Linked DNA regions of Homo sapiens: region 2 is linked to region 1. The links are chromatin loops, found by intact Hi-C in ENCODE. Cell type or tissue: A673. All regions are shown on one strand. Links, peaks and the distances in the headings refer to the core of each region. The heading gives the core; the rest is flanking DNA.

Region 1 (15,664 bases), core at 5,351-10,350:
CACATAAGTTCTGTGTTCACAGAGCTGGAGCCCCCTGCTTGGTGGTGGGCAGCGAGAGGAAAGGATGCAAGCTTTCCAGCCAACAACCCTGCTCAGGATTCCTGGCAGCCCTGCCCTAGGCAGGTTATGAAAACTCTATGAGCATACACTTAGGAATCTGTAAGCTGAGGCTGATTATAGCCACCTTAGGAAGTTGTGGGGACAATTATGAGAAGACAAATATGAACCTCCCAGCACAACGTTCCAGTATACTGATAAATAGATGCTGCATATCCAGTTTCTCTTGCTGTAATCATTCTGTTACTTAATGCAGAATCTCATTTCCATCCCAGAGCTTCTCGATCAGGGCTTGTTACAGAAAACGGAGCACCTATAATCCCAGCACATTGGGAGGCCAAGGTGGGCAGATCACCTGAGGCCAGGAGTTGAAGACCAGCCTTGCCAACATGGCGAAACCCTGTCTCTACTAAAAATACAAAAACTATCCAGGCACAGTGGCGCGTGCCTGTAATCCTAGCTACTCGGGAAGCTGAGGCAGGAGAATCACTTGAACCTGGGAGGCAGAGGTTGCTGTGAGCGGAGATCATGCCATTGCACTTTAGCCTGGGTGACAGAGTGAGACTCCATCTCAAAAAAAAAAAAAAGAAAAAGAAAACGGAGCATGTTTAGGCCTTCTGTGAGCAGGTGTCATACGGTAGTTGTTCAGTGATTTTAAAATGACCTTTCTAAAAATGTGTAATTGGGCCAGGCACAGTGGCTCACTTGAAGTGGTAATCCCAGCACTCTGGGAGGCCGAGGCGAGTGGATCACTTGAGACCAGGAGTTCGAAACCAGCCTGGCCAACATGGGGAAACCCCATCTTTACTAAAAATATAAAAATTAGCTGGGCGTGGTGGCAGGCACCTGGAATCCCAGCTACTTGGGAGGCTGAGGCAGGAGAATCGCTTGAACCCGGGAGGCAGAGGTTGCAGTGAGCTGAGATTGTGCCACTGCACTCTAGCCTGGGCGACCGAGCAAGACTCCATCTCGAAAAATAAATAAATAAATAAAATGTGGAATTGGTTGATGGCATAGGAAACAAGAAGCTGCTTTTAACATTTTAGACCCAGCTACTATTTTTCGTGGCTGACTAGAAATAATGCCTTACTTAAGTACCATCCTTAACCATCAGCACAGTACAGATTGGGCCATTTGATACAGCGGCAGAATCCTGGCTGCCCAAAGGGATGATTTTGAATTTACAGGATTAGTGCTGGATCTCATTACTGCATATAGAAAGAATGTCCAAGTTCAGTGGACAATACTGGTTGAAAATTACTTTTTATCTACATTTTGCTGTGTTTAAATGGATGAATCTCTGACAAGGGTAAGCGTGATGAAAAATGGCTCTCTGTGCAAAGACGATGTTTCCTTCCTTTTTGTTGTACGGCATTCTTGCCTTTGTAGCCCTACCAGCTGTTTGATCTTTAAGTCTTCAAATCTAACTGTAGGATGGGCACAGTGGCTCACGCCTGTAATCCCAGCACTTTGGGAGGCCAAGGCAGGTGGATCACCTGAGGTCAGGAGTTTGAGACCAGCCTGGCCGACATGGTGAAACCCTGTCTCTGCTAAAAATACAAAAATTAACCAGGCGTGGTGGCATGTGCCTGTAGTCCCAGCTACTCTGGAGGCTGAGGCAGGAGAATCATTTGATTCCAAAAGGCAGAAGTTGCAGTGAGCTGAGATCGCACCACTGCACTCCAGCCTGAGTGACAGAGTGAGACTCTGTCTTAAAAAAAAACAAAAAACAAAAATCTAACTGTAAAATAGGATTACTACTTCTACTTAAGTATCTAGGAGAAAAGATGCTTTTTATTCTGCACATATACTGTATTTTTGTATCACAACGCAGTTCATTTTAATGTTATGAATATCCATTGTTTTTCCTGATGAACAAAACTGTAGGCTCATTTTGGTGAAAATGTTGGTTTTTAAAAAATGCAGATTCACGGCCAGGCGCGGTGGCTCACACCTGTAATCCCAGAACTTTGGGAGGCGGAGGTGGGCATATCAAAAGGTCAGGAGTTCCAGACCAGCCTGACCAACGTGGTGAAACCCTGTCTCTACTAAAAATAGAAAAAAAAAAAATTAGCTGGGTGTGGTGGTGTGCGCCTGTAATCCCAGCTACTCAGGAGGCTGAGGCAGGAGAATTGCTTGAACCTGGAGGCGGAGGTTGCAGTGAGCCAAGATTGCACCACTGCACTCAAGCGTAGGTGACAGAGTGAGACTCCATCTCAAAACAAAACAAAACAAAACAAAAAGCAGATTCACTAAAAAGAGAACCTTTCTCCCCTGCAAGAACTTAGCAGTTTAGGTTCTTCCTTGCCTGACATCTGAGCCTGCATCTGTCTCTTTAGGAAAACATGAGCAGTCCTGGAAGCCCTGGACAAGGAGGTCCTATAGCTTCTTCACCTAGTGGGTTCCACTTAGGGCAATTGCATTTTCAGTGAGATGTTCGCCATCTCTTTAGACATAATGGAATCAGTGGCCAGTCCTTGGGGTGCATATAAAAAGAATATTACTAAAACGGAATTAAAGGACAAAATCTCACAATCCCTTATAAATCAAAAATCCTCATTTTTCAAAGCTTTCTTCCTGATATCATTTGCAGATATGTATAACATTTAAGAATATTGGCTGGGCGCAGTGTCTTATGCCTGTAATCCCAGCACTTTGGGAGGCCAAGGCGGGTGGATTGCTTGAGGTGGCGAGTTTGAGACCAGCCTGGCCAACATGGTGAAACCCCGTCTCCACTAAAAATACAAAAATTAGCTGGGCTTGGTTGTGCATGTCTGCAATCCCAGCTACTCGGGAGGCTGAGGCAGGAGAATTGCTTGAATGCAGGAGGCAGAGGTTGCAGTGAGCCGAGAACGCGCCACTGCACTCCAGCCTGGGTGACAGACAGGACTCAGTCTAAAAAAAATAATAAAATAAAAGGCCAGGCGCAGTGGCTCACGCCTGTAATCCTAGCACTTTGGGAGGCCGAGGTAGGGGGATCATGAGGTCGGGAGATCGAGACCATCTTAGCTAATATGGTGAAACCCTGTCTCTACTAAAAATACAAAAAAAAAACAAACCCAAAAACTTAGCCAGGCGTGGTGGGAGGTGCCTGTAGTCCCAGCTACTCAGGAGGCTGAGGCAGGAGAATGGCGTGAACCTGGGAAGCGGAACTTGCAAGGAGCCGAGATCGCGCCACTGCACTCCAGCCTGGGCCACAGAGTGAGACTCCACCTCAAAAAAAAAAAAAAAAAGTTAGGAATATTAATCCTACTATAGCTATAATTTATATTCTTCTTGATTCTCCATTTAATATTGTAAGCATTTTCCATGTTTCTACCTCAAAAAGTATACGTTTTTGTTTTTAGATTTAAAAAAAAATTTTTTTTTAATTTTTTTTAGGGATAGGGCTGGCTATGTTGCCCAGGCTGGTCTTGAACTCCTGGGCTCAAGCAATCTTCCCGCGTCGGCCTTTCAAAGTGCTGGGATTATAGGAGTGAGCCGTTGTGCCTGGCCAAAAGTGTAGTTTAAATAATTGGAATTTTTTCAAAGTTATTGGAAGAGATATTAAAAAAGAAAGAAAAATATTTGGAATTTTAGTAGCTGTGCATTGTTCTAACAAAGTTATAATTTGCCTAATTGTGTATTGTTTGATTTATAGGGTATTACCAGTTTTTGACTCATTTACTTAGTTAGTTGTGTAAACAATACAGCAGTAAACTCTTTACTTCCAAAGCTGTTTGCATTGTGTGTGGGCTGAGATTACTTCCCCAAACTAAATTCCCAGAAGTGAGACTGTGAGGTCAAAGCATACATGATTAAACATACATGATTTATGGTTCTTGATAAAACTCTGATAATTTATGTTCAGATAATTATAGTAGAATTACAGATAGAATTATCAATAGATTTACAGACTTATAGATAGATTTCCAAATGTCACTGAAATGATCAACATGGGTGTGGAATTAGCTTATCTGAGATGTGGGTAATTCAGAGTTGATAACACATATATTCCTCCATAAGAACTACTGTAAATGTACTCTTATCAGCAACTTTTGAACATTGAGTCAAGTTATTGAAGAAAAGAGTTTTAGAGGTTGTTTGGTGTAGCTGCAGCCTTTGAGTACGTCTGGGCTTTTCCACAGCGATTACCACTAATCATATATGAGAAATTTGTGAAGATTTATAGCTCCAGAAGGAGAACCAGGAGGTTCTTGCCAACATTTTCTGGAATTCCAAGAAAACTTCTCCCTGCAGGTGGAAAATATGGTTCATTACTCACAAAGTGTTGGCCAGAAGCAGAATCACTTTTTGGCAGCAGTTATCTGAAGAGTTCTAGAGGAAACAATTATACAATACTTTCAGTGACTCACTAAAATGTTTATAAACCTCAGACCTGTATGCTTACAGACTCCACATTACTTAGAATTGACCATTTAAAACTACTCGCGAGGTTTCTGAAATGTTTGAAAATGGATACTGCACTAAAACCTATAACATTCTTTTCAAAGTTAGATATTCAATAGGTCCTATTTATGGATCTTATGAAGGGGCTTAATTTCCTATAAGCCAGTTCTGCAGCATGGACTGACTCCAATACATTTAGGAAAACAAAATGTTGTTATAAGAGATGACAGCAAATAGGTAAAGCTTAGCATGAAGGAAAGCAAAAACTAAAAGGAGTTTATGTATATAATCTAGCTACTTACAAGTCCATTTCTGATTTTTTTTTTTTTTTTTTTTTTGAGACGGAGTTTTGCTCTTGTTGCCCAGGCTGGAGTGCAATGGTGCAATCTCGGCTCACTGCAACCTCTGCCTCCCAGGGTCAAGCAATTTTCCTGCCTCAGCCTCCCCCATAGCTGGGATTACAGGCGCCTGCCACCACACCTAGCTAATTTTTGTATTTTTAGTACAGACGAGGTTTCACCATGTTGACTAGGCTGGTCTCAAACTCCTGACCTCAGGTGATCTGCCTGCCTCGGCCTCCCAAAGTGCTGGGATTACAGGCATGAGCCACCATGCCCAGCCATCTTCTTTGTTTTGAAAGAACATGTAAAAGTGGCATTCTGTTCATTAAAAGTGGGCCCTTTCACCACTGTGGTTGTTTCACCTGCAAAACCACTGGTCTGGTGACCCCCCCGCCAAAAAAAAAAAAAAAGTTTTCCAGCTACCTGAAAGGCTGAGGCAGGAAGATTGCTCAGGGCCGGGGAGTTCAAGACCAGCCTGGACAACATAGTGAGATCCACCCCCCAATCTCAAAAAAAAATTTCTTTTTAAATTTTATCATTCATGGGATAACATACTTAGTAAACAGGACACTCAAATTCTTTTCTTCATTTCATGGGCTTGAAATGTGATCTTGGATTTTGTGTTTCTCCTTTGCAAGCTAGAATTAATGATTTCCTTTTCTTCTGGGAATTGTGAGAATTACTTGACTCACATTTCGTATCTCACATGATTCTTGTTCGGCCACCTGTTTGACATCTCTCCTTAGATGCCTAATACAGCATCACCATTGCACCTTTGTCAGCAGAGGACTGGAGTCCAGCAAGTGTGAATGATGGCTCCAGAGTGGTGTAGTGCAGTGACCCTGTTAGCCCACCCCAAAACAAACTTTTTTTTTTTCTGAGACGGAGTCTCACTCTGTCACCAGTCTGGAGTGCAGTGGCGCTATCTCGGCTCTCTGCAAGTTCCGCCTCCCGGTTCAAGCCATTCTCCTGCCTCAGCCTCCCAAGTAGCTGGGATTACAGGCACCCGCCACCACGCCTGGCTAATTTTTGTATTTTTAATAGAGACGGGATTTTGCCATATTGGCCAGGCTGATCCCGGAGTCCTGTCCTCAGCTGATCTGCCTGCCTTTGCCTCCCATAGTGCTGGGATCACAGGCGTGAGCCACCGCTCCCGGCCCCAAAACCAACTTCTGATCCCCCAAAGTCCTTATCCATGTTCCATTCCAGTCTGCACTCCCTCCAGTTCTCAATAAATGGGACACCTTTTCTTACACTCAGGTGCTCTGGCCAAACACATAGTCACCCAGAGCTTTTCTCTTTTCTCTTACACACCATCTCTTATCTGTTAACAAGTCTAGCTGGCTCTGCCTTCAGTAAATGTTCTGAGTCCAAGCACTTCTCACCCCTCTTCCACATCTACCCCAGTCCTGTGCCTCATTATCTCTCATCTAGAGGACTCTGCTGAGCCTCCTAATTCATTTCTCTGCTTCCATGCTTACCCTGTGGCCAGTGGTCCAACTGTCCATCTCCATGTCAGAGCCACCACCAGCTCTCCCTTAGAGAGAGTGCAAGTGTAACAGCCTCCCCCTGCAGCAGCCAGCTTGACATTGAAATAATGTAGATCAGGCCATGTCACTTCCTTTCTTTTGTTGTTGTTGTTGTTGTTGTTGTTGTTGTTTAGACGGAGTCTCGCTCCATCACCCAGACTTGGAATGCAGTGGTGCGATCTCAGCTCACTGCAACCTCCGTCACCCAGGTTCAAGCAATTCTCCTGCCTCAGCCTCCCAAGTAGCTGGGATTACAGGTGTGTGCCACTATGCCCAGCTAATTTTTTTTGTATTTTTAGTAGAGACGGCATTTCATCATGTTGGCCAGGCTGGTCTCGAACTCCTGACCTCAAATGATCCGCCCATCTCGACCTCCCAAAGTGCTGGGATTACAGGCGTGAGCCACTGCATCCGGCTGTCACTTCCTTTCTTAAATCTTCCAACATGCTTACCGTGGCTGGTGAGGCTGTCCATGGTCAAGCCCCTGCCTGCCCTCCGTCCCTGTGCCCTTTACCTTGGTCTAGTGGCACTGGCATCCAGCTGTTCCTCAAACAGGGCAAGCCCCTTCACACTCAGAGCATCTGCACTTGCTCTGCCTGCGGCTTGGAGGGTATTCCTCAGACCCTTGTAAGTTCACTCCCACGTTTTATGCAAGTCTCTACTCAAATGTCATCCCAGACTGCCCTTGTCTAAAATAGCTACCTTCACCTACACCCATCCCTCCTTATTCCTTTACCCTGTTTGTCTTACTTCTGGATCCACTCAGTTTCACTGGGACAGGGGACTTTGTTTTGTTTACACAGCTTTCCTCGTGCCTGGAGCAGCCCTGTTCACAAGTGGGCATGTCAGTGAGCATGGGATGATCACCCTGGCACTCTATCTAAAAATCTTATTGATGGGAGATTCTCTGTATCAGATGCTGCAAGTAACAGCTTTATATCCTCAGAAGGGATCAGGCAAGAAAATGAGCCATTCCATGAGAGGAATTAAGATTTCTTGATTGATTTCCTTCCTTCCTTCCTTCCTTCCTTCCTTCCTTCCTTCCTCCCTCCCTCCCTCCTTCCCCCCTCCCTCCCTCCTTCCCTCCCTTCCCTCCCTTCCTTCACTTCCTTCCCTTTCTTCTTTTCTTTTTCTTTCTATGTGTGTGTGTGTGTGCGCGCGCGCGCGTGTGTGTGTGTGTTTTAAGAGAGATGGGGTTTCACCATGTTACCCAGGCTGGTCTCAAACTCCTGGCCTCAAGCGATCCCCCTGCCTCGGCCTCTCAAAGTACTGGGATTGCGGCCTAGGGATGCGAATTTCAAGGAATGTGAAGACAGGATTGCTTTGAAAAACAGATAAAAGATCATTGCTGCATGTGGAGCCTTCTGGGTGAGAATAACCGAGGAACAGTGAGCAGAGGAGTAGCCAGAGAAGGAGGGAGGGAAAATGCTGCTGCTTAGGCCTGACCCTGGCCCATTGCCTCATGCTGCTCAGTGTTACGGGTAAAGTCAAGCAACTGAGCATGCCTCTGAGAGGTAGGCATTTAGAAAACTTCGAACACGTTCATTAAGAAGGTATTTTTACTATGGATAAACTTGGAAAAATAAGCCTTGCTAAGTAAAAATAGAATGTGTGTCCCTTAGTGAACGTTTCTGGTTTCTGGTTTGGGTTTTAAGTGGGGTACGACATACCCACTTGAACAGGACTAAGGCGTTTTGCCATTACGCCACATGGTCCATAGAAATATCCACGCCGCTTAGAGTTCTAGCTCAATTAAAACTGGGAGTCCTGATTCAGACTTGGAAGCTGCTCCTGTTCAAACCCACTACTACGCTGTGAGTTTAGAGGAAACAGGATTTGTCACAGGCATGTTTGCTGGAAGCTCCCTCTTTCTTTGCCCTTTTCAAGTCTTTTTGTTTCTTTGTTTGCATCTGTGGAATCTGAGTTTTATTTAAAATTCCAGATGGTTGACTGTTCTCAGTTGAGTGTTTATTCTTATGTTTTTTTCTACTTTTTTTTTTTTGAAAGGGCTGTTCTCACATCAGTGCCATATTTTGCTCTTTTAACTGTTAATGGTTTAATATCTATATAAATAGCAAAAATGAGCAGCTGTTGTACCTAATTGCAGTGTGAATACTAAACATTCTCATAGCATTTGTGTGAGTTTGTCTGTTCTGTCTGTGATTTCTTGCAGTTCAGTAAAATTGTCTCAAAAGCTTTGCCATTGTCGTTTTTCTTAAAGTTAATGCTTGCTTATTTTAGATTCTCTGTGATTTTTTTTTTTTTTTAATCTCAGCCACCTCTGTTCACTGGGAAATTTCTTTAAAAAATTTGAAGGGTGATTTGATCTGTGTAGACTTTTATTTCAACTAAAAAGTTGAAATAAGTAAGTGTAGCTGTCACCCCAGAAACTATTAGGGTTTGGGTTTTTTTGTTTGTTTGTTTGTTTTAGCTTATTATTATGTTTTAAAAGAAACTAAAAGCATCTTATGACAGCAGAAAGTAAGAAGCATTTCTCTGGGTCTCTAGAGATGGCATTTCCTGTCTCTTTTCTGATAGGAGAGAAAGGAGCTGTGATGACTTCATTCTATGGCTCCAAAAGAAGCACTTTTTATCTTTGTCCGGAGAACAATTCCTCCTTCTTTAGTGCTTGCAGGCACACTTTTTAGACACACACTTGCTCACTGTCCAGAAAAGAAATGTTCGGCCATTGTTGGTAAACAACAAATACATCTGGCAAAGCTGGTTTATTTGTTTAACTTTGTAACTGTTAAAATAGCTTTTCCGGTGAAAGCAGCGAAGATAGAGCTAGAAACAAACCCCAGCTATTCAGGTCATGGTAGGCACAGAGCACAAAGGAGGGCTTTTGTTCCCTCCCTTAATTTCCTGAAGGATCCCCCAGCACGGATAGTTTTTCGTATGTTATGGCCAAATAAATGATAGAGGGACAGGTACTGTGAAAAAGGCTGGGGCTGGGCATGGTGGCTCATGCCTGTAATCCCAGCACTTTCGGAGTCTGAGGCAGGCATATCACTTGAGGTCAGGGGTTCGAGGATAGCCTGGCCAACATGGTGAAACCCTGTCTCTACTAAAAACACAAAAATTAGCCGGGCGTGGTGGCGCATGCCTGTAGTCCCAGCTACTCAGGAGGCTGAGGCAGGAGAATTGCTTGAACCCAGGAGGCGGAAGTTGCAGTGAGCCGAGATTGTGCCACTGCACTCCAGCATGGGTGACAGAGACTTGTTTTTTTAAAAAAAAAAAAAAAAAAGGCTGGAAGGAAGGAAGATGGGCATCACCCACAATCTCCTAAGCCCCATGAAATGGTACGATGATAATTGCAGTTTTCAGGTAGTGGTTTAATAATGTGGGGAGAGGTGTGGCTGAGCAGTCTTCATGAGAGATAACTTACCAGTAAATTCAAGGTGCACACCGTGCCTTAAACACAAATGCATATTTATTATATATTTACACTAAGGAGTGGCAAGGGAACCACTCTATGGATTTTTCAATCAAAATCATCCCTCGTGTTTTTAAAATAAGACTTTTTTTTTTAAGACTCTTGTCTTCAGAGATTTATTTTATATGAAAGTCAGGTGACATGTCCCAGGCAATGCCTGTCATTGTCTGCTGGGCTTCTGTGCATTTCCTGTCTCCACCCACAGCATTGCCCCAAGCTGGAGGGAGCTTTCACTTTGTTAAAACATTCACTTTCAGAGGTGCTGGAGAGATAGATCGTCAACCTCGAGTACAGCTCTGAATTGGTGCTGGGGTTTTCTCTTTTTGTTCCTGTCTTTGAATCTCAAAGTAAAACTTTTGGGAGCGGCTGCATCTCTTCAGCAAACTGCGTAACTCGGTGCTCCGGCTTAGGAAATGGGATCTTTCTCTTCGCAGAGAAGTCACCCGATAAAGACTTTCAGGACCAGAGGTGCCTTCCAAAAAGGGCACAGTTGAGCCCAGATGGTTTGAAATTGACGCTCTGGTCTCTGGGGGGTCCTCCCTGAAAGCGTGGCTTTCAGAAAACCCGCTTGTATTTTCTATACGTTCTCCACTAAGGTCCAGAGTTTCCCTAACCCTGTCCTTGGCTCTACTTCTTAATTCTCCCACAGCCTGGATCCCTTCTTTTCTGTTCTATCCTTATGTCCATTACAAGAGCTGAAAAACGAAGCCCCAAGGGGCTCCCCCTGGGTTTGCAGAGACCAAAAAATTGCTGGATAGATAAAACTGACTGCAAAGAGGCGCTTAAAACAGTGAAACTCGACCTCAAAAGAGAGACAAGAAAACATTCCCTTATAAAGGAGCACTGTTCTAAATCTGATGTTGTCTCTGCCTTCCCAGCCTTTCCAGTTGTCAGCTCCATTTTCTGACTCCGCTAAATCCTAGGTTCTGACGAGGTACGGGAAAAGCTCCGAGGCTCTACCTAGTGGACCTCTTTGTTTTTATCCTTCCTTCACCTGACCTTCTCTGCAGTGCACCCCTAACACCAATGCTTACCTTGTGAGCCAGAAAACAGACAGCACATTCAAACTCAGTAATTGAAGGAAGGTCGGTTATTAAAAGGAGCATTTACAACGTGGCGGATAGAGTTTAGGAAAAGCAGTGAGGATGGTTCAGTACCCTGGAGCAAGTCACAGTGGGGAGCTGATGTTGCCCCCAGGCCTCACAGGGCTGGAGGAGCCTTCCAGGAATTTCACAGATGAGGAACTTCTGAGGTTAGCTGCATGCGGGGCACTGCCTGACTGGAGCTGTGCCCTTTGGTCCAAGGACCCAGCCAACCTGTATCATCTCAGTGAGGAGAAGCTGCAGGTACAGTTTCCTGCCCTCTGATCACTCAGAACATCCTTGTGGCAAATCTCATCAGAACCAGAGGGCAAGGGTTCATGAGATCCCTGCATGTCAGTCTCTGGGGACCCAGACAGGGTGGAGAATGCACCTGGGAAATTTGCAGGACATTGACCAAGTCAGCGATGGTACAGTGTGGAAGGATACTAAAAGATTTAGGGGCCGGGCACGGTGGCTCACGCCTGTAATCCCAGCACTTTGGGAGGCCGAGGCAAGCGGATCACTTGAGGCCGGGAGTTCGAGACCAGCCTGGCCAACATGGTGAAACCCTGTCTCTACTAAAAATACAAAAAATTAGCTGGGCGTGGTGGGTCGCACCTGTATTCCCAGCTACCAGGGAGGCTGAGGCAGGAGAATCACTTGAACCCGGGAGGCAGAGGTCACAGGGAGGCAGAGGTCTCAGTGAACCGAGATCACGCCACTGTCCTCCAGCCTGGGCAACGGAACAAGACTCCGTCTCAAAAAATAAAATATATAAAGGATTTAGGGAACTGGTGATTTTAGGTCACTGAACAAAAAAAAGACACCATTCTCTTAACATTTCTGCATATTTCTAGCACTTCCTTCCTTGGGATCTTTGTCTTCTTTGGTCTCCTGGCTTTAACTATCCACTTTATACTGAAGACTCCCAAACTGGTCTTTAGTACAGACCGCTCCCTAAGCTCAGATCCACAAGTCCAAGTACATATTAGTCTCTCTACTTGTTTGTTTGTTTGTTTTTCGGGGGTTTTTTTGAGATGGAGTCTCTATCTGTCACCCAGGCTGGAGTACAATGGTACTATCTCGGCTCACCGCAACCTCCGCCTCCCAGTTCAAGTGATTCTCCTGCCTCAGCCTCCCGAGTAGCTGGGATTACAGGCATGCGCCACCATGCCTGGCTACTTTTTGTATTTTTAGTAGAGACGGGGTTTCACCATGTTGCCCAGGCTGGTCTAGAACTCCTGACCTTTGGTGGTTCGCCCACCTTGGCCTCCCAAAGTGATGGGATTACAGGCATGAGCCACCACGCTCGGCTAGTCTCTCTACTTGGGAGTCTCATAGAAATATCAGCCTTAACACATGTGAAACTACGTGTATGATCTTCCTCCTCAGACCCACTTCTCTCAGTCTTCCTTCTCCTAAAGCTCAGACTGACAACCTCGGAGTCACCCTGGGCAGCTCATTATTGCACATCTCATCTTATCTCCCAGAAAATCCTGGAAGTTTGGGTGATCAAAAGGTGCCCAAAACCTGACCCCTCTCACCACCTGCACTGCTCGCTACCTACAACCTGTCCAAGTTGCAGTAATCTCCAGGATTGTTACAAAAGCCTCCCACCATCTGAAATCTTTCCTTCACAACATCTTAGAGTTACTCATCGACTCTGGTTCATTCAGGCAAAAAAGCCTACAAGACCCTATACAACTCCCTCTTTCTTCTCTGACCTCATATGATATTCTCCCCGAGGCTCCTCCAGATCTGGCCGCCAGGTTAACACCACACCAGAGCCTGCCTCAGGGCCTTTGCAGATGGCCAGGAGGGAAATTTATCTTTATATTTAAAATAATCTAATAATGAAAACAGCCATGCACACAAAACACTCAAAACTCTTACTCAAGTGTTTATAGCAGCAATTTTCTTTTTCTTTTTCTTTTTCTTTTTCTTTTTTTTTTTTTTTTTTTTGAGATGGAGTCTTGATCTGTCACCCAGGCTGGAGTACAGCAGCGCGATCTCGGCTCAGTGCAGTGCAACCTCCAGCCCCCTAGGTTTTAAGCAATTATCCTGCCTAAGCCTCCGGAGTAGCTGAGATTACAGGTCCACGCCACCACGCCCGGCCAGTTTTTGTATTTTTAGTAGAGACAGGGTTTCACCATGTTGGCCAGGCTAGTCTCAAACTCCTGACCTCGTGATCCGCCCACCTCTGCCTCCCAAAGTGCTGGCCTGGCCGCATTTTTCATAATAGCCCAAACCTAGAAACAACTCTGATGTCTATCAACTGTTGAATGGATAAACAAAATGTGGGATAGCCACATGATGGAATAATCATTTGGCAATAAAAAAGAATGGAGTACTGATACATGTGACAATGTCGACCTTGAAATCATGCGAAGTGGATATGAGGAGATAATGAACACATCCCAGTTACCAAAGGCCTCAGACCATGTCTCCATTCATAGGAAACAGCCAGAATAAACAAATCCACAGACAGAAACAGGCTCCCTAGGGCTGAGGAAGATGGAGGGTGACGGCTAGTGGGTACAGGTTTCTTTTAGGGGTGATAAAAATATTCTAAAATTGGTCGTGGTGATGGTTGTACAGTTTTGTGAATTGCTTAGTTTAAATGGTAAATCAGATCATATCTGAATCATATCTCAAAGCAGTTAAAAAAGATGAAGCGATCGCTGTCTTAAAACATTCCTGTCGTTTTTCCAAGTGGCATATATGTCTTCAAATTTTATTTTATTTTTTTATTTTTTGAGACCGAGTCTTGCTCTGTTGCCCAGAGCTGGAGTGCATTAGCACGATCTCAGCTCACTGCAACCTCTGCCTCCCAGGTTCAAGCAATTCTCCTGCCTCAGCCTCCCAAGTAGCTGGGATTACAGGCACGCACCACCACGCCTGGCTGATTTTTGTCTTTTTAGTAGAGATGGGGTTTCACCATATTGGCCAGGCTGGTCTTGAACTCCTGACCTCATGATCCACCCACTTCAGCCTCCCAAAGTGCTGGGATTACAGGTGTGAGCCACCGTCCAGCCTATTTTATTTTTTTGAGATGGGGTCTCATTCTGTCACTCAGGCTGGAGTGCAGTGGCACGATCACGGCTCACTGCGGCCTCAACCTCCCAGGCTTAGGTGAGCTTCCAACCTCAGCCTCCCAAGTAACTGACTACAGGTGTGCTCACCACCATGCCTGGCCTGTCTTCAAATTTTATACAGTTGTACCTAAAGCTGTAAAGGGAACTCTGTGACTGCTTTTTTTCCCCCCAAGTGAAACTTGTTTCATCTGTGATGACTATTCTTGTTTTCGTTTCCACATTAAGCTTTTTATTCCCTTTTCCTTTTTTTTTTTTTTTTTTTTTTGAGGCAGAGTTTCACTGTGTCATCCAGGCTGGAGTGCAGTGGTGCAATCACAGCTCAATGTGGCAGTGTCAACCTCCCTGGACTTAGGTGATCCTCCCACCTCAGCCTCCAGAGTAGCTGGGACTATCAGTGTGTGCCACCACATCCAGCTAATTTTTCTATTTTTTTGTAGAGTGGGGGGTCTCACTGTGTTGCCCAGGCTGTCTTGAACTCCTTGGCTCAAGCGATTCTTCTTCCTCAGCCTCCCAGGGTTCTGGGATTACAGATGTGAGCCACCGCACCCGGCTACCCCTTTCAACTCTTAAATTTCTTTGGAGCATACATACTAGAGGTTCAATATTTAGATGTTGTTTAAGTGGATGAAAATGTTTCCTCCTGGGTTCATAAGAGAAGCAGAGGGTACTAATCACCAGTGTGTTTTCCCCTTTGCAGAACTTTCACGATGGCCGTAAAGCACAGCAGCACATCGAGACTTGCTGGAAGCAGCTTGAATCTGTAAGTGAACAATGCACAGCAAAAGAAACGGCTTTATAGATTTTTTTTTCTTTTTTTTTGAGACGGAGGCTCCCTCTGTTGCCCAGGTTGGAGTGCAATGGTGCGATCTCGGCTCACTGTAACCTCTGCTTCCCAGGTTCAAGTGATTCTCCTGCCTCAGCCTCCCAAGTAGCTAAGATTACAGGCACACGTCACCATGCCCGGCTAATTTTTGTATTTTTGGTAGAGATGGGGTTTTGCCATGTTGGCCAGGGTGGTCTTGAACTCCTGCCCTGAAGTGATTCGCCCACCTCGGCCTCCCAAAGTTCTGGGATTACAGGCGTGAGCCACTGCACCCAGCCTAGGAAATGTCTTTATAGATTTTCCAGTTTCAATTTAATTTAAGCTTGAGTCAATCAGAAAGTAAAAAACATGCACATAAAAACACTAATGAAACATCTTTATAGATTTTTCTCATTTAATTTGTTTCTAGAACCATTATCTAAAGTTGAGCCAAAAGAGCTCAAGTTGAGTATTTTTCTAAAAGTCACGTGGAAATAATAAAGATTAGACAGTTTTGATGGAAATAAATGCAGATTTTAAAATAACTTCTAGAAATTATGACATATAAGAAATCAATTCAGAGAAGAGTATTCTTGGGCCAGACACATTGGCTCACGCCTGTAATCCCAGCAATTTGGGAGGCAGAGGCGGGAGGATTGCTTGAGCTCAGAAGCTCAAGACCAGCATGGGCAACATGACAAAACCTAGTCTCTACAAAAAAATGCAAAAATTAGCTGGGCATGGTGGTGCATGCCTGTAGTCACAGCAGCTAGTGAGGCTGAGGTGGGAGGATCACCTGAGCCGGGAAGGTCAAAGCTGCAGTGAGCCAAGATGGCGCCACTGCACTCCAGCCTGGGTGACAAAGTGAGACCCTGACTGAAGAAAAAAAAAAGAAAAAGAACAATGCTCTTTGGGAGCTTTAGATAAAATTAC
Region 2 (15,664 bases), core at 4,878-9,877, 61 kb after region 1:
CAGAATCTCGCCCGTCGCCCAGGCTGGAGTGTAATGGCGTGATCTTGGCTCACCACAACCTCCGCCTCCCAGGTTCAAGCAATTCTCCTGCCTCAGCCTCTCAAGTAGCTGGAACTACAGGCGGGTGCTACCACACTCGGCTAATTTTTTGTGTCTTTAGTCGAGACAGAGTTTCTCTATGTTGGTCAGGCTGGTTTCGAGCTCCTGACCTTTTGATCTGCCTGCCTCAGCCTCCCAAAGTGCTGGGATTACAGGCGTGAGCCACTGCGCCTGGCCACCACATTTACTGGTTTATTACAAAGGATATTATTAAAAATACAGATGAAGAGATGCTTAGGGCAAGGTGTGGGGGAGGGGGCACAGAGCATCCATGCCCTCCCCGGGCAGCCACTCTCTAAGAATCTCCCCAAAAACCCTGTCCTCTTGGGCCTTTTATGAGACTTCATCAGATAGACATGATTGAAGCATGGACAACCATGTGGAAATGAGATTGGTCAGAAACTGCCTGATCGCATCCTAATAGATCAGGTAGTGACACCCAGCAGGGCCTGTCTGTGCAGATTCTTCTTGGCCTCCCTGTGCAGCCTTCCTTCCTTCAGGGTATGGGGCACGATCCTCATGAAGCCTCTTGAATGAGGATCATATGGCCACAATCAGAATCCTGCCTTGGGCAGGTGAAAGAAGGGCACGTGGAGGTCAGATAGAGAGATTCTGTTTTCTGAGGTCGAAAGTGCTCTGATATTTTAACAAAAGACTGTAGCAAGAGGCCGCGCATGGTGGCTCATTCCTGTAATCCCAGGACGTTGGGAGGCCGAGGTGGGCAGATCGCCTGAGGTCGGGAGTTCGAGACCAGCCTGACCAACGTGGTGAAATCCATAATCCAGAATAATCCAGTTTTCAAATAAATATTGTAGCACCATAGTATACGGAAAACAAGTCTTTATTTTTATATTAAAGGTTAGTTTTGCTTCATCTTAGATTTAGAGTCAAACTTCTTTGGTTTGCTATTAGGAATAGTCACTTCCATTCTGGTTTCACTCAACTCTTATCTCACACACATACACACACACACACACACATTAGAGAGTCAGTCAGTGTGTCTGATGGGTGTGTCTTTGAGAACATTAGCTGAAAGGTCTTTGCGTGGCCTTTTGTGGTCAACTATTTGCTGAATCACACACTTCCCAGCACATCACCCTGGCATTTTATCATAATCAGCCTAGGAACCCAGTCATAAGCCCACATGTAAGCTGCTTGGCAAATGCAACTTGCTTCTGGAATTACATTAACTGGGTCTCCTCTTTCTACCCTGCCCCAAGCCTGCCTTGCCCTTGTTTCAAAAGAATTGAGGGTTTAAAGTAAAATCTCTTTTCTAAATGCCCTGGCTTATCCCTGGTTATTTGAAGAAATTTCTCTCTCTCTTTTTTTTTTTTTTTTGTTTTTTTGAGATGGAGTCTCGCATTGTCGCCCAGGCTGGAGTACAGCGGCACGATCTCGGCTCACTACAACCTCCGCTTCCCGGGTTCAAGCAATTCTCCTGCCTCAGCCTCCCAAGTAGCTGGGATTATAGGCGCTCGCCACCACGCCCAGCTAGTTTTTTATATTTTTAGCAGAGACGGTGTTTCACATTGTTGGCCAGGCTGGTCTCAAACTCCTGACCTTATGATCCACCCACCTCGGCCTCCCAAAGTGCTGGAATTACAGGCATGAGCCACCGTGCCCAGCACGAAATTTCTCTCTCTTTATGAACATAGCCTCACTTAAGTAAAAGCACTTGACATCACAATTTAGCCAGAGCTTTCTAACAAGTAAGCATATGTCAAAGCCTGAAACTGTTGATACTTTCTCCTTAAAGCTCATGCACAGTGTAAAGAGAGCAGCTGCTTCTGAAAAGGGAATCAAGATATCAAAATGCAGTTCTTCTGACAGATTAAAAACCGCGGAGATGAGTTTCGTACACTGTGGAAAACTGATTTTGAGGTCAGGGAGGGCATTCTCTCTGAACTCTGAGAGGCTTCCTAAAGGCCTAAAAGAAGTCACTAGGCTGGGCGCGGCGGCTCATGCCTGTAATCCCAGCACTTTGGGAGGCCAAGGTGAGCAGATCACCTGAAGTCAAGAGTTAGAGACTGTGGAAAATTAGCCGGGCGTGGTGGCACATGCCTGTAGTCCCAGCTACTTAGGAGGCTGAGGCAGGAGAATCGCTTGAACCTGGGTGGCAGAGGTTGCAGTGAGCTGAGATCGCACCACTGCACTCCAGCCTGGGCAACAGAGTGAGACTCTGTCTCAAGGAAAAAAAAAAAGTAACTAGACTTTTAGAGGCAGCAGAGGGAGGTGTGCATGGGGTAAGGAGAAGAGATTTTTTTTTTTTAATGTTCTTTTTCACCCACATTCTCTGAGGAATGTGATGTCCCATCTGTCACTTTACAGGGGTGGAGACTTTTGGCCTCAGCCTGTGTGAAGAGACTGGCAGGAATACTCACGCTAGGGAAAAGGCAGCAGCTAGGCGTGCAGTGGTTGATGGGGTTTGTATTAAGGAAACATAAATTTCATTAACACTTCAGTGTTGCCACTGACATTGATGGTAACACTTGGTAGGAAAAGGAAGAAGACTGTCTCAAAATGTGTTTTTCATGGATTCTCCCTAGAGTCAGAAGTATCTCTTACTCTCCTTTACTGTAGCGTTGCTCACTGCTTTTTCTGGGGCATTCTGGCCAGCATCCATGGAACTGGGAATGGTTTATGGGACTTATGCAGTTTGCATGCATTGATTTTTGCATCTCGGCTGGGTGTAGTGGGAAAGAGCTTAATCTATTTCATGAAGCCACATGCAGATGTCTGCACCCCCCATGGCTGCAGGCTTTGCTTTCAGCCTTCTTTCAAGGAAAGCCTGGGGCTTTCTGGTTTCTCATTTATATTTGTGTCTGCAGGGTGCAACACCGGAGGATTTCAGCAACCTCCCACCTGAACAAAGAAGGAAAAAGCTGCAGCAGAAAGTCGATGAGTTAAATAAAGAAATTCAGAAGGAGATGGATCAAAGGTATAGTGCATCAATATGACTTATTAAGAAATTCAAGGCCAGGCGCAGTGGCTCACAACCTGTAATCCCAGCACTTTGGGAGGCTGCGGTGGGTGGATCACCTGAGGTCAAGAGATCAAGACCATCCTGGCCTACATGGTGAAACCCCGTCTCTACTAAAAATATAAAAACTAGCCAGGTGCAGTGGCACACGTCTGTAGTCCCAGTTACTCAGGAGGCTGAGGCAGCAGAATTGCTTGAACTCAGGAGGCAGAGGTTGCAGTGAGCCAAGATCATGCCACTTCACTCCAGCCTGGGCAACAGAGCAAGCCTCTGTCTCAAAAAAATAAAAAATAATAATAATTAAAAATAAAATAAAAATTAAAAGAAAAGAAATTCAAGTTCAGGCTGGGCATGGTGGTTCACACCTGTAATCCCAGCACTTTGGGAGGCTGAGGCAGGAAGATCGCTTGAGTCCGGGAGTTCAAGACCAGCCCAGGCAACATAGCAAAAACCCTAAAAAAAAAAAAAAGAAAAAAACTAGCCAGGCATGATGGTGTGCACCTGTAGTCCCAGCTATTTGGGAGGCTGAAGTGGAAGGATCACCTGAGCCCAGGAGGTCCTGGCTGCAGTGAGCTATGATCATGCCACTGCACTCCAGCCTGGGCAACAGAGTGAGACCCTATCTCAAAAAAAAAAAAAAAAAGAGAGAGAGACCAGCCTTGGCAACATAGTGAGACCCCATCTCTACAAAAATAAACAAAAGTAGCTGGGTGTGATGGCACACCTGTAGTCCCAGCTACTTGGGAGGCTGAGGTGGGGAGAATTGCTTTAGCCTGGGAGGTGGAGGCTGCAGTGAGCTGTTTGCTTAAGAATCAAAACCCAGCTGGGCACAGTGGCTCACACCTGTAATCCCAGCACTTTGGGAGGCCGAGGCGGGCAGATCACAAGGTCAGGAGATCGAGACCATCCTGGCTAACACGGTGAAACCCTGTCTCTACTAAAATTACAAAAAATTAGCTCGCATGGTGGCGGGCGCCTATAGTCCCAGCTACTTGGGAGGCTGAGACAGGAGAATGGCATGAACCCGGGAGGCGGAGCTTGCAGTGAGCCGAGATTGCGCCACTGCACTCCAGCCTGGGTGATGGAGCGAGACTCTGTCTCAAAACAAAACAAAAAAATCAAAACCCATTTGCCATAAAGCAGAGATGCCATAGAGGAGGAGGGCCTCTGTGAGGGGAAGGTGCATTCATTAAAACAGCTGTAGGAAAAGCCAGTCAAATAACACACACACACACACACACACACACACACACACACACACACACACCCTCACTCCTAGCAAGAGCTAAGGATCTGTCTCAAGAGGTATACCACTGCATTCCACCTTGGGCAACAGAGCAAGACCCCGTCTCCAAGAAAAAAGCACAAAGTAGGATGATAGATGTTAAATACCAAGCACTCCAGATACCCTGGGGTCAAATCTGGCTCTATCAGTTACTACTGCTGATGTGTCAGTGTGCATAACATGCTTGGAACCGTGCCTGGCACATAAGTGTCTGCGAAATAAAATGAATCAATATGTTAAAGGTAAACAAACTACGTGTTTCAATTAAAAGATATTCTCAGAATGGACCAAAAAATTAAAAACCCAATACACAAAGCAATGTATGCTATCTACAAAAGACACATCTAACTTATAAGCTCTAGAAATGTAGAAGTAAAAAAATGGGAGAGAAGATATACCATGCAAGGGCCAATCAAAAGGAAACTGGTGTTACAAGGCTGGCTTTTGGGCTGAATAAAAGGAAAGAAAAAAAAAAAACGTGCTTGGGCCAGGCGCAGTGGCTCACGCCTGTAATCCCAGCACTTTGGGAGGCGGAGGCGGGCGGATCACGAGGTCAGGAGATTGAGACCATCCTGGCCAACATGGTGAAACCCCATCTCTACTAAAAATACAAAAATTAGCTGGGAGTGGTGGTGTGTGCCTGTAATCCCAGCTACTAGGGAGGCTGAGGCAGGAGAATCCCTTCAACCAGGGAGTCAGAGGTTGCAGTGAGCCAAGACTGTGCTGCTGCACTCCAGCCTGGCAACAGAGCGAGACTCTGTCTCAAAAAAAAAAAGTGCTCAAAGTTAGTATAGAAGACTTAAATTATACATTTAGTAACATTGACCTAATACATAAACATCTAACAACTGCAGGGCACACACTGTATTAGCCCATTCTCATGCTGCTAATAAAGACATATTTGAGGCTGAGTAATTTATAAAGAAAAAGAGGTTTCATGGACTCATAGTTCCACATGGATAGGGAGGCCTCACAATCATGGCGGAAGGCAAAGGAGGAGCAAAGGCATGTCTTACATGGTGGCATTCGGCAGAGCTTGTGCAAGGGAACTGCCCTTTATAAAACCATTGGAGCTCATAAGACTCACTATTACGAGAGCAGCCTGGGAAAAACCGCCCCCATGATTCAATTACTTCCCACTGGGTCCCTCCCATGACACATGGGGATATGGGAGCTACAATTCAAGATGAGATTTGGGCCAGGGCACAGCTAAACCATATCAACACTCTTTTCAAGCCCACATAAGAACATTTTCAAAATTGAGTATATCTTTGTTTCACAAAGCAAATCTCAATAAATATCAAAGGAAATGTATCATTCAAGCTATATTATCTATATTCTGCAATTAAGCTGGATACCAATAACAAATATTAAGAAATTGGCCAGGCGCGGTGGCTCATGCCTGTAATCCCAGCACTTTGGGAGGCTGAGGCAGGCAGATCACCTGAGGTCGGGAGTTCAACACCAGCCTGACCAACATGAAGAAACCCCATCTCTACTAAAAATACAAAATTAGCCAGGCGTGGTGGCGCATGTCTGTAATCCCAGCTACTCGGGAGGATGAGGCAGGAGAGTCGCTTGAACCCAGGAGGCAGAGGTTGCAGTGAGCTGAGATCGCGCCATTACATTCCAGCCTAGGCAACAAGAGCAAAACTCAGTCTCAAAAAAAAACAAAAAAAAAAAGAAATATGCCTCTAAATAAGCCACAAACTAAACAAAAAATCATAGTAGATATTAGAAAGTATATGAAATAGAATTGAACTTTAACATACATTCTATATATAGTTTGTGGGATGTCCTTAAAGCCACGCATATAGAGAGATTTATTGCTCTGAATGCATATTAAAAACAGAGGTAAAAATCACTGAGCCTTAGCTCACTTAGATCCTCACTTACGATCTATCTCAAGAAGTCGGAAAAAGAACAGCAAATTAAGCCCAAAGGAAATAGAAGCGGCTGGGCATGGTGGCTCATGCCTGGAATCCCAGCACTTTGGAGACTGAGGTGGGTGGATCATCTGAGGTCAGGAGTTCAAGACCAGCTTGGCCAACATGGCAAAACCCTGTCTCTACTAAAAATACAAAAATTAGCTGGGCATGATGGGGCGCCTGTAGTCCCAGCTACTCAGGAGGCTGAGGCAGGAGAGTCGCTTGAACCCGGGAGGCAGAGGGTGCAGTGAGCCAAGATCATACCACTGCATTCCAGCCTAGGCGACAGAGTAAGACCCTATCTCAAAAATAATTAACAAAATATATATATATATATATACACACACACACACACACACAATTCAACAGATCCAAAAGTTCTTCCTTAAAAAGATCAATAAAGTTGATAAACATGTGGAAAGATTGATTAGGAAAGACTGGGAGGAGAGAAGCTAAAGATAATGGATATAGACAACTCTGTTGAGGGCTTTTGCTGAGAAATAGGGAGGTAGTGGGAGGTGTGGGCCATGAAGTCAAGAGACGAGACGGGTTTCGGAAAGGACATCATAAGGGTGGACAACATTACACTTGGCTTGTCATGTTTGTTATTTGTTAAATAAATAAATGTTTATTTAAACATTTTTAAGAACATTTAACATTATTTAAAAATGTTTAAAAATTATTTATAAACATGATTTTTAAATGTTTATTTAAATATGTATTTATTTAACAAATATTCATTGAGCATCTACTATGTGCCAAGGATGGCTTCGACACTTGGGATCCATCAAGTTAACAATGTAACTTGAGCTCATAGAGCTTCCTCCAAGAGCTTCCATTGTAACAGGAGGAGACAGACAGTGAACAATAAGCATAATAATAATGAATGATGCATGCTGTGGGAAAGAAGGCAGGAAGGAAATAAGGAAGATAGGAAGGAAGGAAGAGAGGAAAGAAACAAGATAAAGCGGCTGGAAGTCCAAGTGGGTCTCAGCCTCTTAGGTGGAGGGTGGTGAGGACTTGTAGAAGCTCTCTTCCTGTTATTTCTATATTTTTAGTTAAACTATTTCTCATGACTCAGAATGTATCTTTTGGTTTGTCTTTTGGCCTTCTATTGTATTGTATGGCCTGCTTTGGATTTTCTTTTGCTGACACTCATCAAAGTTGGCCCTTAACCCTGGCAGTCATTTGCTCTAAATTTTTAATGACTCGAAGCCTACCAAAAGTGCCCTGCAACAAGGGTAAAATTAGTAGAGCTCTTTGGTCTTCAACCCAAACATGCCCCAAACTTCTCTAGGGATGCCTGCCCGGGCTACCATGGGCTGCTTCCAGACATGATTTCAGGAAGGATGTGGGATCCACAGTGTGTAGCTTTAAGGCTCTGTCACTTACCTGTCGTGGATACCAACTATGGATTCAGTTTCTTAACAGTGGAAATGGGTGTGTGTTAACATTTCCAAAGCAATTGACTGTGCTTCTTCGTCAGGTGAGCACATGCAGCCCGTGAGACCCAGGATGCCAGCTGTAGCTTTGGTTTGCATGAAGAATGCACACGTGGAAATATTTGGGGGTTTTTGTTTGTTTGTTTTGTTTTGTTTGAGATGGAGTCTTGCTCTGTCGCCCAGGCTGGAGTGCAGTGGCGTGATCTCGGCTCACTGCAACCTCCACCTCCTGGGTTCAAGTGATTCTCCTGCCTAAGCCTCCCAAGTAGCTGGGATTAAGGGGACATGCCATCACGCCTGGCTAATTTTTGTAATTTTAGTAGAGACGGGGTTTCACCATGTTGGAAATACTTGGGTTTTGAAGCCAGATTCGGTGGCTCATGCCTGTAATCCCAGCACTTTGGGAGGCCGAGGCAGGTGGATTGCTTGAGGCCAGGAGTTCAAGACCAGCCTGGGCAACATGGCAAAACGCAGTCTCTACCAAAAATACAAAAATTAGCCAGTCTCATAACCTGGTCTCAAAAATAAATTAATTAATTAAAAATTTTTAAAGTATTGGCTTTTATTTATTTATTTATTTTATCTGTGTGGCAAAGGGAAGGGCAGGATTAATTTATGCTTCTCAGTTATTGGGGACAATAAGGAGATAACCATTAGAGAAGAGAACTGAAATTGAAAAATCAGCTTCTTTATTTATAGCCATTGGTAGCAGAATTCCTATAGAGAATTTCCAGAATGGAAGCTGGCCCAATAGTCCCTTATCCATACTCTAATCTTCCCACGTTTCCATTCATATGGCTTTCAAAGTGGTAGAATATTGGCTGATAAGAGTAACCTTTGCCGGGTGGTGCGGTAGCTCACGCCTATAATCCCAGCACTTTAGGAGGCTGAGGCAGGCAGATCACCTAAGGTCAGGAGTTCAAGACCAGCCTGGCCAACGTGGCAAAACCCCATCTCTACTAAAAATACAAAAATTAGGTGGGTGTGGTGGCATGCACCTGTAATCCCAGCTATTCTGGAGGCTGAGGCAGCAGAATTGCTTGAACCCTGGAGGTGAAGGTTGCAGTGAGCCAAGATCGTTGCAGTGAGCCGAGATCGCACCATTGCACTCCAGCCTGGGTGACAAGAGTGAAACTGTCTAAAAAAAAAATGGAGTAACCTTTACAGCATTCTACTCGTTCTTTCTTTCAGAGATGCCATAACAAAAATGAAAGATGTCTACCTAAAGAATCCTCAGATGGGAGACCCAGCCAGTTTGGATCACAAATTAGCAGAAGTCAGCCAAAATATAGAGAAACTGCGAGTAGAGACCCAGAAATTTGAGGTATGAAACTTCTGTTGTGGAAAGCTTTGTTGGAAACGAAGAACAGGTGTTCCTCGGTGTAGAATGGTGTGGGGCCCTGACGATCCTCTCACTGGGAGGTACACAGTGGGAATGGCAGGCTGTTTCAGGAGTTATGGTCAAAGGAAAAATACACTCTTCGCCGTTGAACATTCTCCTACTCATCATAGCCTATCTTAATCGTGGCTGTAAAACCTGACAATGTTTAATGTTGTATCTGTATACGGTGCGGGGTTGGCGGGGTTGTTTTTTAATTTTAGAGACAGGATTTTGCTTTGTTGCCCAGGCTGGAGTACAGTGGCATGCTTGTAGCTCACTGCAGCCTTGATCTCCTTGGCTCAGCCTTTGAGGAGCTGGGATTACAGGCACATGCCACCATACCTGGCTAACTTTTATTTTTCAATTTTTTATTTGTTTTAGAGTTGAGGTCTTGCTCTGTTGCACAGACTGGTCTTGAACTCCTGGCCTTAAGCCATCCTCCCACCTTGGCCTCCCAGAGTGCTGGGATTACAGCTGTGAGCCACTGTGAGCCACTGTGCCTGGCCAGTATTTTTTGTACTTTAAGTTATTCTGCTTCATCTCATGGTAATAAAATTGGGAGTATAGAGCGATCCGTTATCCCAGTGAATCAAAGAAGCAATGAAAAAAATCCCCTGAAATATACAATTGTTCTCTCAGCAGGCCCATTATGGAAAGGGTGTGTGTGAGAACCAGCAGCAAACACAAAGGAGAAACAAGCAGGAAACATAAATAATCAAAGCTTGAGGGAGGGAGAGGAGCACTCAAAAGCTGTCAACAAAAGCCTCCTGAACCCACTCTCCCTACCACGTTTAAAGACTACAGAGCATGGAAAAATACATTAGCAACCGATTCTACCAGTCAGAATAGATTGTTTCCAGCAATGAAGGGTCAACTATGGCTTTTTTCATTCTTTTTTTTGAGATGAAGTCTCGCCCTGTTGCCCAGGCTGGAGTGTAGTAGCGTGATCTCACCTCAGTGTGACCTCCACTTCCCAGGTTCAAGTGATTCTCCTGCCTCAGCCTCCTGAGTAGCTGGGACTACAGGTGTGTACCACCACACCCGGCTACTTTTTGTATTTTTGGTAGAGACAGGGTTTTGCCATGTTGGCCAGGCTGGTCTCGAACTCCTGACCTCAGATGCTCCACCCACCTTGGCTTCCCAAAGTGCTGGGATTACAGGCGTGAGCCACCACACCTGGCCAGCTTTTTCCATTCTTTTCAGAATCCATCATTAATGTTCATTTGAGCATTTAGAACTTAGAACGGTCCTTTTCTTATTATTATTCTTTTTTTTGAGACAGAGTCTCGCTCTGTCACCCAAGCTGGAGTGCAGTGGTGCAGTCTCGACTCACTGTAACCTCCACCTCCTGAGTTCCAGTGATTCTCGTGCCTCAGCCTCCCGAGTAGCTGGGACTACAGGCATGTGCCACCATGCCCAGCTAATTTTTGTATTTTTAATGGAGATGGAGTTTCACCATGTTGGCCAGGCTGGTCTCGAACTCCTGACCTCAGGTGATCTGCCCACCTCTCCCAAAGTGCTGGGATTACAGGCGCTCACCACCACCCCCAGCTAATTTTTGTACTCTTAGTAGAGACAGCGTTTCACCATGTTGGCCAGGCTGGTCTGAAACTCCCAACCTGAAGTGATTCACCCACCTCGGCCTCCCAAAGTGCTGGGATTACAGGTGTGGCCACCGCGCCCGGCCTTCTCGTCATTTTTATTCCTTTGACTTGTTTATACTGTTTCAAATGCTGAAGGTCATTTTATCTACTTTAATTTTTAAGTACAAGTTTCATTTCTATCAAAAAAAAAAGTTACACTCCTAAAAAATAGGAAGTGTGGCTTTCAAACTGAGTCACTGCTTTAAGCATGGCTGTACCTTCAGGTATCACAGGGCGACCTCATGGTCAAGAAGGAACTAGAAGTGACTTATCCAAGACTGCACTGCTGCTTAAAAGCCCAAGGGGATAGCATAGTCCAGTGTGCTTTCTGCCCCATCGTGGGCAACCACATAAATATGAGTTTGTTTCTATGTCTCCAACTTCGGGTGAAATGGAAGCAACCGTCCTTCAGTACATTTGAACAGTCGAAGGCAGAAAACGTGGCCATTCTGCCCCCACGTGGACTTCCTCACATTGGGTTAAATGGCCAAGAGTAGCCCCTGAGTTTGGGACCTTAGGATGCTCCGGGCTGGCCCTCAGATGGCCTTTGGGACCTTAGGACACTCTGGGCTGACCCTCAGATGGCCTTAGGTTGGAGTCTCTCATTGCTTTTGTCTCCAGGCCTGGCTGGCTGAGGTTGAAGGCCGGCTCCCAGCACGCAGCGAGCAGGCGCGCCGGCAGAGCGGACTGTACGACAGCCAGAACCCACCCACAGTCAACAACTGCGCCCAGGACCGTGAGAGGTACAGTATCTGCACAGCGCCTGCCTCTGGCAAGGGAGCCTGTTGGCTTTGTATTTATTTCTAAATTTTGGAATCTGGAATGACCATAAGGCACTTGTTCAATGCCAAAATGTCTGTTGCGATTGACCTGTCACTTTTTCCATGATGCAGATTTATAATTCCACATGGGATGGGTGATCTGAGCGTGCGATGATTTACCATGGCCTCAGTTACAGCACTCGCTGAGGGGCGGGGTTGCAAGTGCTCTCCAGTCGCAGGGACTCAATCTGAGTCCTCCCTGGGGTCAGTCGCTTTAGTTGCTTTGTGTTTTCCTTTCTTGAGCAGCCCAGATGGCAGTTACACAGAGGAGCAGAGTCAGGAGAGTGAGATGAAGGTGCTGGCCACGGATTTTGACGACGAGTTTGATGATGAGGAGCCCCTCCCTGCCATAGGGACGTGCAAAGCTCTCTACACATTTGAAGGTGACATTTCATGTCTGCTGGATTCCCCTGCCTTTTATAAACCATAATATCTGAGTTACTCTTCTTTCACTTTTCCTTCCTTCCTTCCTTCTGATCATTTTTATTCCTTTGTCCTTCCTTCCTTCCTTCCTACCTTCCCTTCCCCTTCCCCTTCCCCTTCCCCTTCCTTCCTTCCCTTCCCTTCCCTCCCTTCCCTTCCTTCCCTTCCTTCCCTTCCTTCCTTCCTTCCTTTTTTTCATACAGGGTCTCGCTCTCTTGCCCAAGTTAGAGTGCAGTGGTGCAATCATGGCTCACTGCAGCCTTGACCTCCTGGGCTCAAGTGATCCTCCAACCTCAGCCTCCTGAGTAGCTGGGACTACAGGCAAGCACCACCATGTCCGGCTCATTTTTGTACTTTTGTACTTTTTGTACTTTTCAGTAGAGACAGGGTCTCACTATGTTGCCCAGGCTGGTGTTGAACTCCTGGATTCAAGCAGTACTCCTGCCTCAGCCTCCCAAAGTGCTGTGATCACAGGTGTGAGCCACTGTGCCTAGCCACACTCTTCTCTTTCTGTGACCAGAACTTTCTTTAGAAGCCTTCCAGATCTGGCCGGGCATGGTGGCTCACACCTGTAATCCTAGAACTTTGGGAGGCTGAGGCGGGCAGGTCACTTGAGGCCAGGAGTTCAAGACCAGCCTCGCCAACATGGTGAAATCCCATCTCTACTAAAAATACAAAAACTGGCTGGGCATGCTGGCAGGCGCCTGTAATCCCAGCTGCTCGGGAGGCTGAGGCACGAGAATCACTTGAACCCGGGAGGCGGAGGTTGCAGTGAGCTGAGATAGCGCCACTGTACTCCAGCCTGGGTGACAGAACGAGACTCTGTCTCAAAAAAAAAAAAAAAGCTGCAGCAGCAGCCTTCCAGATCCTTCTCTACTATGCTTTTATCCTACTCATGGTATGATTATTATTTGGTTGTATATTTTGACTTTTGGTTCGTATAACTTAACAGCTTCCAGAGAGCTTGCTTCACTGCAGCAGACGATAGGGAGGATGATCATTTCATCCATTCATTTAATATCTAGTATCTATAGCGCTCCTGTCTTGTAAAGGCCCATGAAGTGGGGGGATGCAGGTCGTATGATATGGCACCTGCCCAGAGGGAAATCAGGCAGACACACTTAAGGAGCAAGCAGCGGCTGGGTGCAGTGGCTCACGCCTGTAATCCCAGCACTTTGGGAGGCCGAGGCAGGCGGATCGTGAGGTCAGGAGATCGAGACCATCCTGGCCAACATGGTGAAACCCCATCTCTACTAAAAATACAAAAATCAGCTAAGCGTGGTAGCGCATGCCTGTAATTCCAGCTACTTGGGAGGCTGAAGCAGGAGACTCACTTAAACCAGGAGTCGGAGGTGGCAGTGAGCCGAGGTCGTGCCACTTTACTCCAGCCTGGCAACAGAGCAAGACTCCCTCTCAAAAAAAAAAAGCAGGCAGTTTGCAGTGTTTGCCAGAAGAGGGATACAGAGGAACGGGGAGGACAGGGGAGAATGAGGTCGCTTCCTTAAGGAAGTTTGGAGAACTTGCCATGGCATGGGGGGTGTGGCCAGAAATGGGTGTGGTGTGGCTGGAGCTTAGATGTCTTAAGTCCTAATAGTGAAATGTGGCACTAAAGAGTGGGAAGTGCCAATGGGGGCGAGGTAGGGAAACATCTGGGTTTTATGTGGCAAACATTGAGGAGCTATGGGAGGTCCCCTAGCAGGGTGTCGATGCAGTCAGAGCTGTACCTTAGGAAAGTCATCGTCAGATGTGTAGGATCCACTGGAAGACATGGAGGATGGTTAGAAAGACTAGCCCAGGCCGGGCATGGTGGCTCACGCCTGTAATCCTAGAACTTTGGGAGGCTGAGGCAGGCAGATCACCTGAGGTCAGGAGTTCTAGACCAGCCTGCCCAACATGATGAAACCCCGTCTCTACTAAAAATACAAAAATCAGTGAGGCGTGGTGGCGGGCGCCTGTAATCCCAGCTACTCGGGAGGCTGAAGCATGAGAATTGCTTGAACCCAGGAGGCAGAGGTTGCAGTGAGCCAAGATCGTGCCATTGTACTCCAGTATGGGCAACAGAGGGCAACTCTGTCTCAAAAAAAAGAAAGAAAAGATAAACTAGCTTAGTGTTTCTAAACCAATGAACCTTGAAACGATGTCCTGCAGAGCGTTAATAAGGAGGCCATGAAAGAAGCTCTCAGGCCAGGCTCAGTGGCTCACACCTGTAATCCCAGCACTTTGGGAGGCTGAGGCCAAGAGTTCAGGGCTACAGTGAGCTATGATCGTACCACTGCACTCCAGCCTAGGCGATAGTGTGAAACCCTCTCTAAAAAATAAATAAATAAATAAATAAAATTACGAAAAAGTTGCATTTTAATATAATGAATAAATTTTTAAAACTAGCAATCAGAGCTCAAGTAAGTTTGGGAAGCCCTGGGATAAATAAATTTTACAGATTTCTTTACTACAGGACTTTTCAGAGCCTTTAATAGACTAAATGTTCATTGTGACAAAATAAGAAAGACGTACCAGTTTAAACGTTCCCAGTTTTACTTCATATTCCAACCATCCCCCACCGTACCCTGTTGCCCTGTTAACAGCTCCCTAAACTCTTTGCCTTGCAGAAAACTGGGGGGTGGTGGGCAGCCTTTGAAATGATCCTAGCAGAAGGTCTTGGGGGCCTTGTTCAAGGAATGGATACAGAGATGCCGCCATTGACAAACTGCATATATTCGGGGCTGATCAAAAGCCAGGAACAAAAAGGAGAGGAAATCCAAGACGGCTCCCAGAGTTGCATTCCTGGGAGGACAGAGAGGTCTAGGGAAGTGGAAAAGCAGGAGGATATAGTTAGGAGGAAGAACAGTGAATCCAGGTTCATCTATGTTGTTTCAGGTGTTGGGGCCATGTCTAGGTGGCAGTGTGCTGCAGACAGTGGGAAAAGTGGAATCTTGGCTGCAGAAAGTACCAGAATGGAAGCAATATGTGAGGACAGTGTTTAAAGAGGAGCAGTTGGGCCGGGCGTGGTGGCTCACGCCTGTAATCCCAGCGCTTTGGGAGGCCGAGGCGGGTGGATCACCTGAGGTCAGGAGTTCAAGACCAGCCTGACCAACATGGTGAAACCTCGTCTCTACTAAAAATACAAAATTAGCCGGGCGTGGTGGCACATGCCTGTAATCTCAGCTACTCGGGAGGCCGAGGCAGGAGAATCACTTGAACCCGGGACAAGTGGCATCACACTCCAGCCTGGGCAACAGAGCAAGACTCTGTCTCAAAACAAACAAACAACAACAACAAAAAAATTGGGAGGCTGAGGCTGGTGGATCACCTAAGGTCAGGAGTCAGACCAGCCTGACCAACATGGTGAAACCCCATCTCTACTAAAAATAGAAAGGTTAGCCGGGTGTGGTGGTGCACACCTATAGTCTCAGCTGCTCGGGAGGCTGAGACAGGAGAATCGCTTGAACCGGGGAGGTGGAGGTTGCAGTGAGTTGAGATTGCACCACAGCACTCTGGCCTGGGCAACAAGAGCAAGACTCCATCCCCCACAACCCCCCCAAAAAATAACAGACAAAAGAGAAGCAGTTGGAGCCACGAGGGTACCTTTCTCCTGAGAGAGATCCAAGTGAGACAGAAGAAGACTAGAGAAGAGAACCAAAGATTTATCCAGTGAGAAATACTTA

The links. Peaks named below come from ENCODE experiments on the same cell type or tissue, not always from the same donor. Only the 100,000 strongest peaks of a DNase experiment are listed, where the experiment ranks them.
Region 2: a loop joins it to region 1, with 3 times the contacts of the local background. A loop is called at or near these places in 5 of 110 quality-filtered maps.

The regions. Positions count from the first base shown.
Region 1 is chr9:129,957,516-129,973,179 of GRCh38, reverse strand. FNBP1 (formin binding protein 1) reads left to right here. Exons shown (of 17, transcript NM_015033.3): 5 at 14,627-14,689. Among named protein-coding and RNA genes, the nearest start is that of FNBP1, 78 kb to the left of the region's middle. In A673, for the core only: no CTCF peak of the experiment used is centred there; DNase peaks (open chromatin) are centred at 7,319, 8,079, 8,859 and 9,949; H3K4me3 peaks cover 2,906 bases; H3K27ac peaks cover 5,000 bases.
Region 2 is chr9:129,896,263-129,911,926 of GRCh38, reverse strand. It overlaps FNBP1 (formin binding protein 1), which reads left to right. Exons shown (of 17, transcript NM_015033.3): 12 at 2,928-3,037; 13 at 8,926-9,058; 14 at 11,380-11,501; 15 at 11,826-11,962. Among named protein-coding and RNA genes, the nearest start is that of MIR6855, 34 kb to the right of the region's middle. RefSeq lists a silencer at 1,083-1,377 and an enhancer at 11,145-11,264. In A673, for the core only: no CTCF peak of the experiment used is centred there; a DNase peak (open chromatin) is centred at 7,176; H3K27ac peaks cover 1,612 bases.